Regions from separate parts of the Mus musculus genome. Here region 1 is linked to region 2. The links are chromatin loops, found by intact Hi-C in ENCODE. Cell type or tissue: heart. All regions are shown on one strand. Each heading gives the region's core, and the rest is flanking DNA. Links, peaks and the distances in the headings are about the cores only.

Region 1 (8,769 bases), core at 401-8,400, 560 kb before region 2:
GGGACATACCATCCATTTTCTGCTAATCCTCCTCGCAAGGGAGTGAAGAAGGCTTTAGAATGCTCCAGCCCCACCACCGTCTACTGTAACTGCAGAGGAGGAGCTGCCCATGGGAGGCTGGCCGACCCATGGGATTATGAAAGGATAACCACTGGCTACTGCTCCAAACCAGAGTAGGAAGGTTGTTTGTATAGCCAGAGGACACTGAAGAAGGAGGTGCACATGTGATGGCTTTTAAAGCAGTCTTAGACTCAGCTTGGCTCAGGCATGGACAGAGGTGAGATTCTTTTTTTCATTATTCCTAACATTTTTTTATTAAAATATAACTTCATTTTTCCTTCTCCCTTCTTCCTCCAGTTTCTGTCCCATGTGCTACCTCTGACCTTCTTGTTCCCTCTCAAAATCTTTTTAAATGTTGTTATTGTGATGTGTGAGTATACACACATATGTATACATACATGTGTGTACATGTACATAAGTATGTTTATGTATGTATGTGTACATACACACATGTATGTGTACATACATGTGTGTATACACACATATGTGTATGTCTTATGTATCTGTGTGTATACATACATATGTGTGTGTCTGTGTGTCTGTTTAAATATATAAATATATCCTTCTGAGTCCATTCAGGCTTGTTTGCATGGACATGGTTTCAGAGCTGATCACATGGTATTGGATAATCAATTGGAAGTCGTCTCCCCCCCCCCCCCCCCCCCCGTTATTCCTTGCTTCTCTTTAGGGTTTTTGTTTGTTTGCTTTGTTTTGTTTTGTTTTTGTCCAGGGGTGGGTGGGCTCCCATGAAGTTTCTATTGGTCTCATTGCTTGTTCGGGTCTTAATTAAGCCGTGGTACTGTTGACATATTTTGGGTGATCAGCTTCCCTGATGTTTTTAGGAGACAAAAACCTCACAGCCATCTTCTGGTCCCCTGGCTCTTACAAACTTTCTTCTCCCTTCCCTCTTCCTCAACAGTCTCTGAGCCTCCGATGCATGCATTTGTACATGTATCCATCGTGGGGGACATAGAGATTTTTTTAATGCACCCACAAATATTACCTGGGGGCAGGGTGGTTGACACACTGTTTGGGATCAGATTCATCACCTCATGCGTGGGCTCCTTGTATTACTTCTGAGAAGAGGCCCCCAGTGTTAGGAGTCTTTAAGAACCTGTGGTTTCAAAGAATGTTTGCAAAGCCACTCATAATTACACTAGGCGGTTGTAAGACACACTCCTGGCTTAGGGCAGAGTTGATTCTTCCAAAGAATCAGGGGAAGTGATAGAATTTAAGAAAAGAAGTGTAGATTTTTCTACTTATCCTATGTTGGCTCATAAAGGTAGCATTTCCCTCTTCAGTGCTCAGGGTAGGATTGACAAACCTCTGGTAAGATTAAATGGGAAGAAAATAAAACCTACATTCCAGAGGGAGCTGCCAGAACACTCATTCACCAGTCTCTTCTGCCCAGATGGCTTTGCCAGATGTGAGGTCGGGCCTTCCCTGGCCTACTTATAGCAAGTAGACCGAGCCTTGCTAAAAGGCACGCTTTGTCTCCAAAGCATAAAGGCCTGCTTGCCTCTCCACACCTAAGCTACCTCTGTCTCCAGAAAGCCAATCATCTTTTTTTCATGCTCTCTATGGTCATGGTCTCCTACATCTCTGGGCTAATTGTGCCCTGTGATGATGAAGGATGTCAATATGGACTTTTCCAGAAGGGAGAGAGGAAGCAGGGAGGTCCCCAGCTTCCCTCAGGTGAACCTGGATGGAGCCTGGAAAGTGAGTTTTCTGCTTAAGGTGAAGTAACTCATGCCTTATACTATCCCAAGCCTAAAGAACCGGGACACATTTGTAAAAAGACTCAGGCTTGCAAGGCATTTGCTTACTTGTGTGCCCCACACCCCAAAAAGCTCTCTGCAGAATAGAGGACACAAGAGTGGATGCCCAAAGGACTCCCCTTCCTTTCTCTTGCCACCTTGTTCTTTACAAAGGGTCACCGTGCTCTGGTTCCTGGGGAGCTGAGCGCATAACCACGCCATCCAAAAGGCTGCGTGGTTCCTTTGTGGCTCATCATTTGAAACAGGAAATAGCTAGGCAGTGAATTTCCCGCAGGGCACTGCCTGGAGAGAGCCAAGCAGCCTGTTCGGCCCTGTGGGGGTCTCCTTTTCAGCTCTGACCTCTTCAGAATACTTTTCTCTACAAAAGGCTGGAACTGAACCTCCTAGCTAGTTTCCATAGCAGGTCAGCCCCAAGCTCAGAATCAGAGCCAGGTCTCAGGGATGATCAGAGCTGGGCAGCCTGTAGGGGGCGCCACATTCCAAACAGAGAAAGGTAGTTTCCAGAGCTTTGAAAGGAGCTAAGCTTTCTCCATCGTCGGGTCAACAAATTTCTGAAGCTCAACTTTGATTCTAGAAATGATTTCTCTATGCAAAATTTTAGGATAGGAAAATCTAGAGAGAAAAAAATGGTCTAGGGGATGGTGGGTTTTCTTCTCCCCATGCAGTTAAAGATGATCCCGTGCTTGATAATGTGAGTAATTAAACATTACTGTTAGAATGTCTCTGTATTGCCTACCAAGTGGGCCCAACTTTCTGACATGATGACAGGATGTTATCTATGTAATATCATGTAATACAGTTGCCAAAAAAATCACATCACAGATACACACACACATCATATATATAAGATGCCATACACACACACACACACACACACACACACACACATACACACACACACACACATATATATCTTACTGGCCATATAGATGGTATACATATCTTATTGGTTTTATATATATATATATATATACACATATATATATATATGTATATATATATATATATATATATATACATACCCTTACATATAACCATATATATAGTATATATACGCATTTCTGTATAGTTGCATTTAAGTTACCCAGATGATAAACTACTCTCATTCTTGAATAGCCATCAAGATTCATCCACTGTTTTCATGGAAATATGTATGAATGGAAGACCTAGAGGCTTGCCCCCCCCACAAATGTCTAGTTTGGGTGCCCATCAAAGCAGAATGAACCCACACCACAGTCATGCTGGCAGGTTCTGCTCTGAGGAGACACCCTCCTAGTTTAGCAGCATTCCGCGTCCATTGCAGGGCAAAGGCTGAGGAGGGTGTAACTTCCTCAGCGATTCGGTGTCCTGTAGAACTGGGGGAGGGACGAAGAACAGGACAGGGATAGTGGCTTCATCACCAGGTAATCTGAAGTACTCCTTGGATTCTAGTAGAATTGTCTGGAATGGAACTTTGGAACCCTTCACCTGAGAATGGGAGACGGCTCACTGAGTCCCCTGCTAGTCTCAGGGTGTGATTGTCATGCACATGAAGATGAAAATCTGTGAGACAGCTCTCATGGACTATCCATACTCAACATCCAGACAGAAAGGTTTGAGGGAGCCGTGATGTGGGCAACACAGTTGGTTCACACTCAACACAATGCTGGTTTCACCGAGCAAAGACCAGGCTTCTGTGTCAGGTCCTGGCTTAGGAGTAAAGCCAGGAAGAACTCAGGGGGTTCACAGAGAGGCCCTAAACCTGTGGGCCTCAGCAGAGAACTGGGTAGTACTCAGATCACAATTTGCCACATGTGGACAGAACACCAGGAATACATTGTAACTTGCAACATTTTAGAACAGTTAGCAAACAGCTGGATGCCCTGTTCTCAGTGAGTTAGGCCAGAGCGTCAGCAAAGCAGGTTTTGTTATGGAGGTCAGCAGAAAAATAATCGGGTTGAGTACAGCAGTATATTCAAAAGTGCATCTCCATCCAATGCTGTGGGTTGGTTTCACTTCAGAAGCAGAATGAGGAGGAAAAAAAACCTTCTTTAGGAACTTTCCAGAGCTTCAGATATGGAGGGCACCGAAGCAATGCTGCTTTTCCCTCCGCGGCAAAAGACAGGCACATGCTCTGCGCACTCTCACATCACCAACACAAAATTTGCATTAAAAAAAAAATCCTGGGGTTTGTTGTTGGTATTTGGCTTCTAAATGGAAGGGAAAAGGCTGGAAAATGGGTAAGAGTTTTCCCAGAAAAACTCAAGCGAGTCACAAGAAAGCAAAAAGGGGGCATGTAGAGGGGATGCATACGGGCGTGTGTGAGGAGGAGGGTCCGTGACACCCTTAACTAGGTCTAAAGAACAAGTTCTTTCACTTGAAGACAAGGCGAGGTAAGGAGAGAGAAGATGCAGAGAAAGTGATCCTGACCCTTTTAAAAAAGAGGAGCCTCGCAGCGGAGGAAGCAAGTTCTTATTCCCCGCCAGTAGAGGGCACTGTCGAGCAGATTTTGGCTGCTGCTTGGCAAGGGGTCTTGCAGGGAGCGGGGCTGGGGCCAGGAGCGGTGATTGCTCAAGTGGATGGAAGGCGTGTTTCTTAGGGTGCCACTCAGAGTGTATGAATACCAGGGGCGGATTTGCATTTTTAAAAACGTTATGCTAATATATTAATATCTCATAGCAACAGAGAAAAGCTGTGGGCCTTCCATGGAGTCCCCGATTCTCTCCACAAACCCTTCTGACAGGTAGCGATTTATATAAAATGCTCGGAGGAGGCTGTAAGAGATTGTGATACATATTTCATAATATTTTCTAGCACAGCACTTGATCTCACGGGCAGATTCATGAAAATGCAGTATTTATTATACAATATCCATGTTTTATTAAACCTGGTTACATAGCAAGGGAGACATTTGTGGCAGAAGCCTCAAGGCTAAGCTGGGGCTTGGAGGGGGGGGGGCACAAACTCCCAAGAGCCCAAGAAAGAAGCCAGATGTTGAATGGTATCGTGGGCCCAGGGCTCTGTCTATAACCTCCCTCCCATAGCCCTGGGGAGGCCCTAGCTACCCTGATGAAAGGAACGGGCTCACCGCTCTCCCACTGGCCACAGAACTGAGCAGAGTATTAATAACACGTTCAAAGACAGAGGCCCTCTATCTTATCAGAAGTAGAAGGGAGTCTAGCTTGTTATCCAGTCTGCCGCCCCCAACTTATCTTTGGAGCCACATGGTAGAATGCATCCTTCAGTCTCCTCAGCACTGCAAGGCTCCCATCCAACCTGCCCTCCTGGAAACCTTAGAAATCTGAGGAGGGTTTGCTTCACACAGGGCGCTGTGGGCCAGGAATCAATCGGTCTGGCTCCCCTCTGATCTCCCAGGGCTGTGCGCATGCGCATGGGGCCCCAGCAGCTGGGGTAACTCTACTCCCACAACCGTTCCTTTCTTTTCCTGGACAAGATTTATACAGCACGGTTTAGTCTTACACAGACCGACATTCCCGAGGGGAGGGGGGCTGAACTCCCATGGACCACGGCCCTTCTGCTCCCTACAAGCCAGCTTGAAGATGGAGGTTTAGATAAAGCTGGGTTGATACTCAAGGAAATGGGATTTTGTATGAGACAAGGACTCACTTTAAATGACTTGATGGATTGTGTTGACCCTTGAGAGCCAGCGACCTTGCTGCCGCTGTCCATTCTTTCCTGATGAGTTGGGTGGACAGTGTCACAGTGTAAGAGGCCCTCTCCCAGAAGACAAGCGAAAGGTCTTGAAGACCTCTTGATAGAGGTGGGGTCATGAATGGTAGCTGTGGAAAGGATGCTGAGAGAGCAAAACAGCAAATATGCATCCTTCGGGGCTTTGTTTGTTTGTTTGTTTGTTGTTTTTATTTTGTTGGTGAGGGGATTGGCCAGAGGCGTTTCCCAGAAATCAGCCACACACACTGGAGAAGCAGCTGTGCCTTTTCAACTCCGGAGTGTGTGTGTGTGTGTGTGTGTGTGTGTGTGTGTGTGTGTGTGTATGTGTAGGGTGTGCTGAGCCCACAGTGTCTGCCTTTTACTTACCTGAGATGCCAGCTCCAGACAGTCTTGGCCTGGAGGCTGATCTGAATAGTAATCAGTCTCTCCTGTCTCCCTCGCTGTACAAGAACCCAGGACACTAATAGCATCCCCAGGGAGTGCTGCTACTGGGAAGTGTCTGCTGGGTCTGTGGTGTCTGCGGCTGGGGCTCTCAGCTCACCTCATTCATCCTCCTGTGCAGCAGCTAGGATGAAAAGGATTTTCAACTTAGTTGGCAGCTTCATTAAAAGAAAAAAGGAAAGGAAGGAAGGAAGAGAAAAAGGAAGGAAGGAAGGAAGGAAGGAAGGAAGGAAGGAAGGAAGGAAGAAAGAAAGAAAGAAAGAAAGAAAGAAAGAAAGAAAGAAAGAAAGAAAGGAAGAAAGAAAGGAAGGAAGGAAGAAAGAAAAAAGAAGCGCTTGATTCTGTTGGTGCTAGTGGTATAACATTTATGTCTTATACAATTACTCAAAATCACTTTTGATAGACTCTCCATTTTATTTTGTTTGCTTTCAAACTCATTCTAGAAAAATGACTGAAGTCTACTGACATGTAACTCAGCACCTCAAGAAACTGTAACAATAGCCCAGTAGCCACTCCAAGTCTGTGTGTGACGGCCTTGCTTGCGTTGAGAGAAGCCATTTCCCACACAGATATCCCAAGTCTTGGGATATTCAAAAGGAGGTTTGGATACTCATAAAATGGGACGGAACATCCTTTCGCTGACTGGGCATTTGTACAGCTAGATATAACAGTCCCTATCCTGCTGCTGTGGCGTCACACACATTTAATCCCAGCACTTGGGAGGCAGAGTCGGGCTGATTTTTGTGAGTACCAGGCCAACCTGATCTATGAAATAAGATCCAGGACAGCCAGGGCTAAACAGAAAAATCCTGTCTCCTGTCTCCTGTCTCCTGTCTCCTGTCTCCTGTCTCCTGTCTCCTGTCTCCTGTCTCCTGTCTCCTGTCTCCTGTCTCCTGTCTCCTGTCTCCTGTCTCCTGTCTCCAAAACCAAACCACCAACACCACCACCACCACCACCAACAACAACAAAGAAACCCCAAAAGCCAAGGCTGCGCCCCCAGGGGTATTTTCTCAGGTTAAGATTCTCAATGGCTTCAGCCTAGGGTTTCTTTGGGCCCTGCAGGCTGGGACACAGCATAGGAAGACTGTGGCAAGAGAAGCGGGCTTTGGCTTGCTGGAGCTCAGGAATCCCTGTGGACTTCCTGTCTGCCCCACATCTGTCCCCTGACCTTCTGAGAGGCCACAGATCATTGCTTCAGGGTCTCCTGGAGAGGTTTCCATTCCCACAACTAAATCTATTCTATCAGAGTGTTTCCTTTGCCAAAGTCTAATTGATGTCCATTACGTCAGAGGGAATGCTATGACTTTAGTCAAAAGCAGTAAACTAGAAAAGACGGGCTGCATTACAGCCTTTCACTGTGTCCCGGGGCATAGACCCACAGGAAAGGCCCACCAAAACCAGATTGGGAAGATAGCTTTGTGCTATTTTACCACAAGGAGACATTCGCACACAAGGGCAAAGGCCCTACAAGCCGCACCAAATGGAGTCCACGGCCGCTCTTTTCTTCAGGAGCTTTGTCCTCACGGGCCTTAGGCTATTGGGGTGACGCGAGAGAAAAACTTCAGATATGGAATTCATGTTTCTGCTTCCACCCAGCACAGTACATATCAAATTACAGAGAAATCAGAATGTCTGCAGATAAAATTAGAGTGCAGAGTTTAATCAAGTCATCAGAGTAAATTGCCACGAAATGGGGAATGTTCTCATGGCCCTAATTCTGAACGCGTTCCTTAAACAAAGGACATCATGCTTTGATTCTATTTGTTCAGAGGCCTGTATTCTACTAATGCATGTTTTTCCAATATGATTTAGAACACAGGAGTGGTAAGTGAAAGTTAGGTCATTTTGTCAGATACGTTGATTTTCCAGCTGGCAATTACAGAGCTGAATAAGGCACGGCTCAATGTAACCGATACGCATTTAATCTGGTTACGATCTAGTATTTGGGATTTTGTGCTTAGAGTATCAGATCCCTGGGGCTTTGTGCTTATTTAGAGCCTGTCAATTAAGACACAAGTATCTTCCAGGAAGCCTGGAACTGCCTGATTCTCGAAAAGGAGGATAAATGCACAAAGACCCAGGGCTGTTTCAGGCTGGAAGCACGTAAGTCACCTCTTGGTCTATTCATGTAGCTTTACCCCTGAGATCAGAGGCAAACCGTCCAGGACTCCCCAGGCAGAACTTGAAAATGGGCAGTTACATTGGTTTCTGAGGATGGCCATGTTGAATTATCACAGACTGTCTCAGCAATGGGGGTTCATTCCCTCACACTCGGCTGAACATCAAGGCTCTGTTCCATGCTGTTCTCTGTGCCTTGAAGACTGGTGTCTTTATGATCACATGGTGTTAACCTCTGTGAGCGTTCAGATGCCCCCCTTGTATGTATGTATGTATGTATGTATGTATGTATGTATGTATGCATGCATGCATGCATGTAGGTGTATGTGTGTGTGAATGTGCAGGTATGGATGTACATGGATGTACTTGCATGTGGGAGGCAGGGATAACCTAGGCTATGCCACTGTCCTTCGGAATACAGTCTAGCTCGTCTGAGATAGGCTCTCTCATTGGCCCAGAGCTTATCAATAAGCTATGCCAGCTGGCTATCGAGCCATGGGGAGGCTCCTGTCTCTACCTCATCAGCACTGGGATAATAACTGTATGCCACCACACCTGGCTTTTTAAAATCTGGTTTCTGAATCAAATTCATGTGGATGTGCTTGTAACATGCGAGCTGCCCTCCAAGTCCCGAGTGCCCCCTATTTCATGGACAGAGCTCAGCATTGCTGACTGTACCTACACTCAGCCTATTCTAAATGTG
Region 2 (8,000 bases), core at 1-8,000:
CTCTGTGATAAATGGTCCTCCAGCAAGGCAAGGTCCCAGGTATTCATTAAAGCAAGTAGCTTAGCTTCTGTCATAGAGGCTTTTCCATTTAGAAGCACCTCAGCCCAGACCCCGCTGTTCCTCTGCTGAGACACCTCTCGCTCTCCCTGACTATACATAGAGGGCTTTAAAGAGGAGATTAATGGTTCTGCACAGCACATAAAAATGTAAACTGAAAGGTTGGGGAAGATGTAGAGCAGCGCTGAGAGTCAAAGATGAGATTGGTGAGCAGAGGCGCACAGGCCACGGTGCTGTGGGGATCACCTTGAGGAGGCTGAAGCCCTGCACAGGAGGAAGCAGATCCTCAGTGCTCCCACAGTCCTCTGTGCATTCTGAAGGACTAGGGCAATGGGAATGGAGGGACCCTGCCCCCCGAAATGGTTCTCTTTAATGTGCAATATGTTTTATGTGCATTTGTGAGTGCATTAAATAACCTTCCTATCTAGTGACTGTTATAACCACTGCATAGCTATGAGCACCAATGATATTTCAAGGTGTCTGCAACAACTGTGGTATTTCAAGAAAGCACAGTGGTTTCTGCTGAGGCACAAGTGCGGGTGTTGCTAAGGTTGACTCCAGCTTAACTGTTCTTCCTATCCTTGCCCTTGCTTGGAACTAAAGGAGATGTTCCAAAGAGAGCTGAGATGTTTGAGAGGGATGGTGACATGGAACCCTCTCTGCCATCCAAAGTTGTGGACCTGGAGTTTAAAATTCTTGCCCTCACACTGTCTGGCAGAGCCTCTGTATCTGATTGCTTTGCTGACACTAAGTAGCAACACAATTGTGAGTGGGAACACCTAGCAATACAGTGTGAGCAAACTAAGTAGGGAAACAATGTGAGCAAACAGGTAGTGGTCTCGCTGGGAAAGGTGGTCCCTGAAGCTCTGGGGATTGTGCTTCTCTCACAGGTCCGCCAAGTTTCACCACCTCAGGAGAGGAGAGCTGATCACCCAGGGAGCTCTCCAGAGGATGCTTCTTAGATCCTCTGTGTAAACTCGCAAAGACGGAGAGGGAACAATCAGATATACCCATGATGATACCTAATGTCATAGTCTGTTCTTCATGACACATTAAAGAATGTAAAATTATAGATGCTTAGAAGCAGGGTTTTGCACTCCCATGTCAAGAAACGGTGGCTTTCAGGCCTTCCAACCTCTATCCTTAACATCAGCATCCTTCCCTTCAGCAGACACTACTTGAGACTCACCCAGAACAGTTGTCTATAACATGTTATAGACTGAGAACTTTTTAGAACCAGAAATTCTGTCTCCACACGCATCTATTTGCATGATGTTAAAGAACTTTGCTGTTTAATTTAGAGGATAGTGCTTAAGGTCCCCACTGTGACTACTAGCTAAGGAAATTGCTTTTGAAGTGACTTAATGGCTTGTTTGCTCTGATAACCAACACATACAATTAACTCATCGTAACCCCAGGAGTCACCGGCTAAACCTTCATTGGTTTTACTGTTCTGTTGTGTAAATTGTATTAGGTGACTCTATGGGCATCTTTGGTTAGCAGTGATTGACTCTTTCGGGATACCACATCCTTCACAAACAATTCTTCTTCCTAATGCAAAACACATAGCTCCCCAGCAGGAAGCATCATCGTAGGCACGGTAAGACTTTAGTGTCAGTCTGTCTGTCTTCTCTGATGGTTGATTTGGAGAAATTCTGTTTAAGACTAGACAATCGTCTTTAAGGTAAAAAGTAAGAGCTGAGGATCAGAAATTGTGGTTTCAGGTACCAGTTGCTTTGTTGTGTGTTTATTCTGATCGGTGCCTGGTGAATTCAGACACTCAGTGGTTGGAAGGTGGCTTCAGGCCTTGGAGTCACCCTGATGTTCTGTGACTGTATCCTACAGACTCAGTCGCTGGCCGGCGGGGATCCTCTAAGAAACTGAGTACAGCTTACTGCTGTTGACTGTTGCTTGGCTTTTCCCAGCTACTCAGGCTCGTGAGGAACAGCTCACTTATTCAGTATTTGTAGACCCCTTGATGGAGCACTGGGAGTGTGAACATGTTACTCTTCTCAGTCCTTCATTGGCAGGAGCTCCAGATTACTGGGCGTCCCGATAAAGTAAAGAAACCAAGCATGAGCTCTGTTTATTGTTTACTGTGATCCTGGTGCCATAAAGTCACTTCTCCAAAGTAATTCCCAAGAAACTTCTTCCTGCCAACAGATGTTAAGTGAGAGGCTGGGCAGTACAAGAAGCACGGCCTCTCTTCCCTGTGCAGACTGGGACGCTCCGTTGCTGTTTCTCTTTTCAGCTTGGCAATACCAATAAACAAAAATGAAAAGATGCTCCGGTCGCCCACTTCGCCACTCTCAGACACATGTAAACACAAATACGCCAGCGAGGACCTGACTTCTTCCAGCCGACCTCACGGCAACGGGTTGTTGACTTCAGCGTCTTCCAACAAAGAGCCAAAGGCTGAGAGTCAGCTGCAGACGATTGCTGGGGACCTCACGGTTTGTCAAGGCCCTTTCTTTCTAAATAAACCCAGTGAAACTGAGCCCGCCACTCTGTCCCTAGCCTAGAAATCCAGATTCTCACGGGGACTGTGGCAGCAGCACACACCTGTGATCCTAGCATTCAGCAGGCTGAGGTAGTTCAAAATCAGCCCAGATTTATATATTAAGACCTTATCTGGAGAGAGACAGAGACAGAGACAGACAGAGAGACACAGACAGGGAAACACAGAGAGAGGGGGGGGGAGAGAGAGAGAATCCTTAAACCCTACCCTAGATCTACTAAAGGAGAAGCTAAGTCAGCGATCTGTTTTAGCAGGCTTCCATATGATTCTGTTATGTATCTAAATTGGGAAAAATACAAGCCCAGGTCCTCCACCCATGGTTACTATTTGAACTTGAGAAAGTTGCCTAACCCACCCAGTCTTTTCTCCCATCCATGGAAGGAGCATAAGACACCCTTTTTTATATTACCGTGAGAACAGAATTGACAACGGTGCAGAAGTCCTCAGCTTGATCCCTAGACATGCACAGGCTGAGCATCCCTAAGCCACAGGGTTCCAAGATCTGAAACTTGCTGAACACCAACATAATTCTAATTCTGCAATCGGGTCATTCCACACCTGACTTCCTCCTAGGATAGATTCACAAAACTGTTTTAAAACATACAGCATACAATTGTTTTAATGTATATCTAATCACTACATGCGTGGGGAGAAAAACAGACGAGTTTCATACTTAGACTTGGGTTCTACCTCCCAAAAAAAATCACTTGTGGTCCCCAGTATTTTGGATAAAAAAATACACAACCTGTTACTTTTTCTTTATTGAAACAAAATCACCATCATGTCTAGTACAGAGCAGAGTGATATTCTCTGGGTTAAAAGGTATCTGTCGCTCTCTCGGCCAAGTAGCCATGCCTCAGTGGCTTCTGTCTCATTTTTTATTTAGAAGGCATCTCACAACAGTTCTGAAAATGGCACCCTCCATAGCAAGTCACGGCCCCAGACGGAGCCATGGTCTCCAGGTTCCAATGGCCACAGGGACTGCAAGAGACAGAAACTGATCTTCGATGACATGTAAGTTTTAATATGGTGAGGGGGAAGGACGTAGAAAAAGATCGCTGCCTCCCATTTTTGATGTGGCTATTTGCCCTTGCACGATACGGTCACTTAAATGTCCTTCTCAAAGGAAGCCCTAACTTTGTGGCCACCCCTGGGTAAACAGGATCACCAGGGATAATGGGTTTAGCACCCAAGGCCTCAAGAAACTGAGGCAAACTGAACTGATGGGCCTATTTCTTCTTTAATTATGTATGTATCTGTCTGGGTATGTGTCCATGAGTGTGGGTATTCGTGGATCGCTCGCCCAATGTGGGTTCTGAGACCAAACGCAAGCCCTTTGCAAGAGCAGGGTATACTCTTAACTGCTCAGCTCTCTGTCCAGCCCCCGGTGAGTCTTATTTCTAAGGATATGGATTAAGGGATATCAGATTTACAGAACCAAAAGTGCTTCTTAGGATGGCCAAAGAATAATGTTGATTTACCCCTGAATGCTGTTTTCTGGCAAGATGTGGGTTCTTTGTAACAGCGTAAACAGGCCTGATACAGAACAACCAACCCCACATCATCTGTCCACTTCTACTGCTAAAACCTGAATGCATCTCCCATAGCCAGCACCAGCTCGCAAGGAGAAAGGAGTGGAAGGTGAGTAAGAAGACTGGCCAGCCATGCTCTGGAGACTGAAGATAATTTAGTGTTCCAGGGAGAAAGCAGGTGTCAAGGAGGCAGAAGGTGGAGTTTCATGAGTTCAGCTTGAATCCTGCCTTCAGTTGTTAGCTGACCCAAAAGCATGCAGTACAATGCATGTCCACATGTGGCAGGATAAATGAAGTCTCCAGAAACAGCAGGCAGGAGATTCCTGCCCTCCGGTGGCTTACAGTTCAACTGCAGTGACAGACTATAAGCCAAAAGCCCTCTGAAAGTCAGACTATAACGTGCTCTCAAGATATCCCAGCCCGTTCTCAGAAAGATCAATAATACCAGTGATGACTGCCTCCCTCGTTTGGGGTGCCACACAAGCAGCAACATCTGGGGAACCCCAGGCACCCTGCTGGGATCACAGCCCTGCTCACTGTTTGACAGCCCTCCCTCATCCTCACCCAAGTATAGAATGTGTTGCCTGCTTCTCTGTCAGACCTAAGTCGAGTAGTAATCTTTTACGTATTAATTAGACTTTTATACATTAACCAGGGCACAGAGTTCTAGGGTTGGAAGCCAGATGTGTCATTTAAAAATCACGTGCTAAGGTAACTGAATCTGGGGAGCGAGGGAGGTCTCCCTTCCTCATCTGGTTACTGGAACTGCGTGCCAGCTCCCTGCATGCAGCCTTCCCCTCCCGTCCCCTCAGCTGCTCCAGCACCCACTTTAGTCGCTTTCCCTTTGCTGAGCTCATTGGCCCTTGGGACGGCAGTCAGGTGGTCTCTCTCGGACTTTGTGTGGAAATTGTCCCTGTGAATTTTAGTCATTTTTGAAAACAGACACAATTAGAGTGATAATTAAGGTGATCGTAGCATTTGTGGTTTCGACTCATAGCTGGTAACAGAAGTGTTAGGCACTGGGGTGCCCAAAACACCAAATATTTCTAGTAGATGATATGGGGAGCATAGTAAAGATAAGAAGAAAAAACAAGTATGTATGAGAAAATAAGTTTAATGACTTCCCCAGTGGTCAAAATAGAGGGCTGAGTCAGAAAGAGCAGCCCAATATGTGAAGTTTCTAGAACTTTTTATGAGTGGAAATGTTTCTCGTTATATTCCTTGTCTGTACCAGTGAAGAGGCTGAGCCTGTTGGCAGGCCGTGTAGCTCTGGCTGTTGCCTGTGCTGGGACTGTTTGTTCTCTTAGGGATATGGTAGAATGAAATGGAAAAGCACTCTTCCACACCCCCCTGCATGGAGAGGAGTGTCCACTTACCCCCAAATGATTTGCAATCTCTGTTAGAAAAATAAACACACAACAGAAACAGCCACTGGCCTAAGAAAGCTGTGGGAAGAGTCTAAAAACTCGAAAGGCCAAGAACCAACATTGTCTCTCCCTTTAAGCCATGAAAATAGCTGTCCCTCGAGAGACCAAAGTCACCTAACATGCAAAATGTCTTACACACCCAGCTGCTATATACAAAGCACCTACTATGTGCCAGGTACAGGCAACAGCCAGGATATACTGATGAGTTCATTCTGTTATTCTCCAGAGTCAGAGGAGAGAAGCCCATGGTGGACCAATACAACCACCACTACTGTGACTATGGTCACACCTGCTCCTCTTCCCGCCCCTTCTCTTCCCTCTTAGTTCCTTATCTTAGTTCCCATCAGCTTTTCCTCTTCTTCCCCCTTCATGTGTACTCCCACATCCCCCGTTCTTCCTTCCCTTCTGTCATAATTAGTTCTAACTTGACACATCTGGGAAGAGGAAACCTCAGTTAAGCAACTGTCTCCATAAGAAATGGCCTGAGGCTATGTTTATGGGGCGTTCTCTTGAGTGTCCGTTGGTGTAGGAGCCCAGCCCACTATGGGCAGTACCATCCCTAGGCGAGTGATGCAAATAAACCCTTCCTGCCCTCCCCTTTCCCATTGGATTTTTTCCTCCTCTTTTCCTTCCCTCCTCTCACTTCCTTTTCCTCCTCTCTCACTTCCTTTTCTTCCTCTTTTACCTGACATTTTCTGCCCTGGCAGCTTCCTGGTCAAGAAGGTCCTCAGCCCCTTCCACTTTCTTTGGCTTATCTTCACTGGGGCATCAATGGGGCCTGAGATGAACAGAAAAGCTGCCAGGAGAAGAAAGGGAGGGTGCCAGATCATTAGGGCAGAGCCACTGAGAAGCTGATAGGAAACAACTAGAAAGATCCAAAAAGTAACAGGTGCCACACTCTGGCTTAGTTAGTTTGTTTCATTCCTTGATTTAGTTATTTACTTTGCAACCCAGTCACATCTTCCCCTCTCCCTCTCCTCTGGGTCCTGGCTCTCACCAGACCTCCTCCACCCTTCTCCCCTTCTCCACAGAGGGGGACGACTCCCCTGCACATAGCTTTTTTTAAAAAAGGAAATTCATCCTTTTGTATTATAAATACTGTTAATGGTTGAATAAACATACAATTCAGACAACTGAAGCCACCAGGCTGTCAAGAATGGGTGCTGAATAAATATAGCTGACTTATAAATACCTTTCCCAGGGGAGGGCCTGGATCTTTCCATCTTTCTTTCTTTTCCCATAAACTTGCATGAAAGAGCGCTTAGATTCATGCCTTCCACACCTCACTTCCTATGTTTCTTACCAATTAAGCAGCAGTTAGTGCTCTGAGGATGCAAATGAACTGAAGGGGTTAGCTCTTATTTTAGAACCTGAATCAAGGTCGGCTTGCTCTTGGTAAGCTGCAGGCGCAGACTAGCAGCAGTCTGACAGCCCCTCCTCCCCTGACATTCCACAAAAGCATGAAAAGCAGGGACAATTACTACTCCACAGCCTCAGGAGGAAGGTGGAAAACAGACTTTTCTTTGAAAAGACAGGATCCGAGAATTTATATCAAGGAGCGGCGGTGCTTGGTTCAACCCGCAGCTTAGATGCTGGTCTTATTAGTGCAAAGCAGCGAGCTGTGTATTATTTGGTGTTGTAATTAGTGACAGGGAGCTTTGGCCGGGGAGAATTGAGAGAGATATGGCATGGGAAGCCTCAGTCCAGAAATACTGAATTCATGGAGCTACATGGTGAAAGGCTTGGCTAGGAATGAAGCCCGGCTCCTGCCAGCCGTATTGCTGTGTTAGAAGCCAGTGGGGCTGGAGGCCAGCACTGCCTGCTGCTCTCTGAAGGATGTACTGTCCTCTGCCCGTATTTCCATGGAAGAGGCGGTCACGACCAGAGCACCCAGCCCATCTACCAAATGTCCCATCTGTCCCCATGATGCCAGGAGCAGAAGCAGAGCTAGCTATCCCTCCTGAGCTGAATGAGGGCTCCCTGGAACACGCAGTACTGAAGGCCGTGAGCATGGTAAGTGTGAATGGCAGGAAGGGACTGGGGCTTACCATGTGTAAGGTAATTACATGGCGCACTCTCCTAGCTAAAAGGATTTTAATTTTATAGAGGAAGGGAAGATTCCTGCATATGAGAGGGTGAATCTCCCACAGCATGACTTAATCAAAGGAAACAAGTAGAATGTCTGCATAGGCCCTATTGTCATAGGCAGGGCACTCTGGGGACCTTTCCACAGCACTGCTGTCCTGAGGGAGACCTTGCTGCAGCAAAGCTGGACCCCACCTTTTTGTTCTTAGGGAACTGTTTCCATTGCATATTCAGGTTGGGTCCCTACTTTATTCTGATGGATGGAAAAACAGAAAGGTCGGATGGAAGGAAAAGGATACATCCTTCTCTTACTGAAACCTTCAGGCCCTGCTAAAATCGATTGCTGAAACATCCAACGCAGAGAAGAACAGCAGTGAGATG

The links. Peaks named below come from ENCODE experiments on the same cell type or tissue, not always from the same donor. Only the 100,000 strongest peaks of a DNase experiment are listed, where the experiment ranks them.
Region 1: a loop joins it to region 2, with 2.9 times the contacts of the local background. A loop is called at or near these places in 3 of 42 quality-filtered maps.

Annotation. Positions count from the first base shown.
Region 1 is chr1:38,763,597-38,772,365 of GRCm38, reverse strand. No RefSeq gene overlaps it. Among named protein-coding and RNA genes, the nearest start is that of Lonrf2, 69 kb to the left of the region's middle. In heart, for the core only: CTCF peaks have their summits at 2,302 (motif pointing right) and 4,306 (motif pointing right); a DNase peak (open chromatin) is centred at 5,195; H3K4me3 peaks cover 1,296 bases; H3K27ac peaks cover 3,268 bases; H3K27me3 peaks cover 735 bases.
Region 2 is chr1:38,199,400-38,207,399 of GRCm38, reverse strand. It overlaps Aff3 (AF4/FMR2 family, member 3), which reads left to right. Exons shown (of 22, transcript NM_001290814.1): 14 at 2,309-2,510; 15 at 3,462-3,589. Among named protein-coding and RNA genes, the nearest start is that of Gm16150, 16 kb to the left of the region's middle. In heart, for the core only: a CTCF peak has its summit at 4,421 (motif pointing left); DNase peaks (open chromatin) are centred at 5,409 and 7,369; H3K27ac peaks cover 1,166 bases.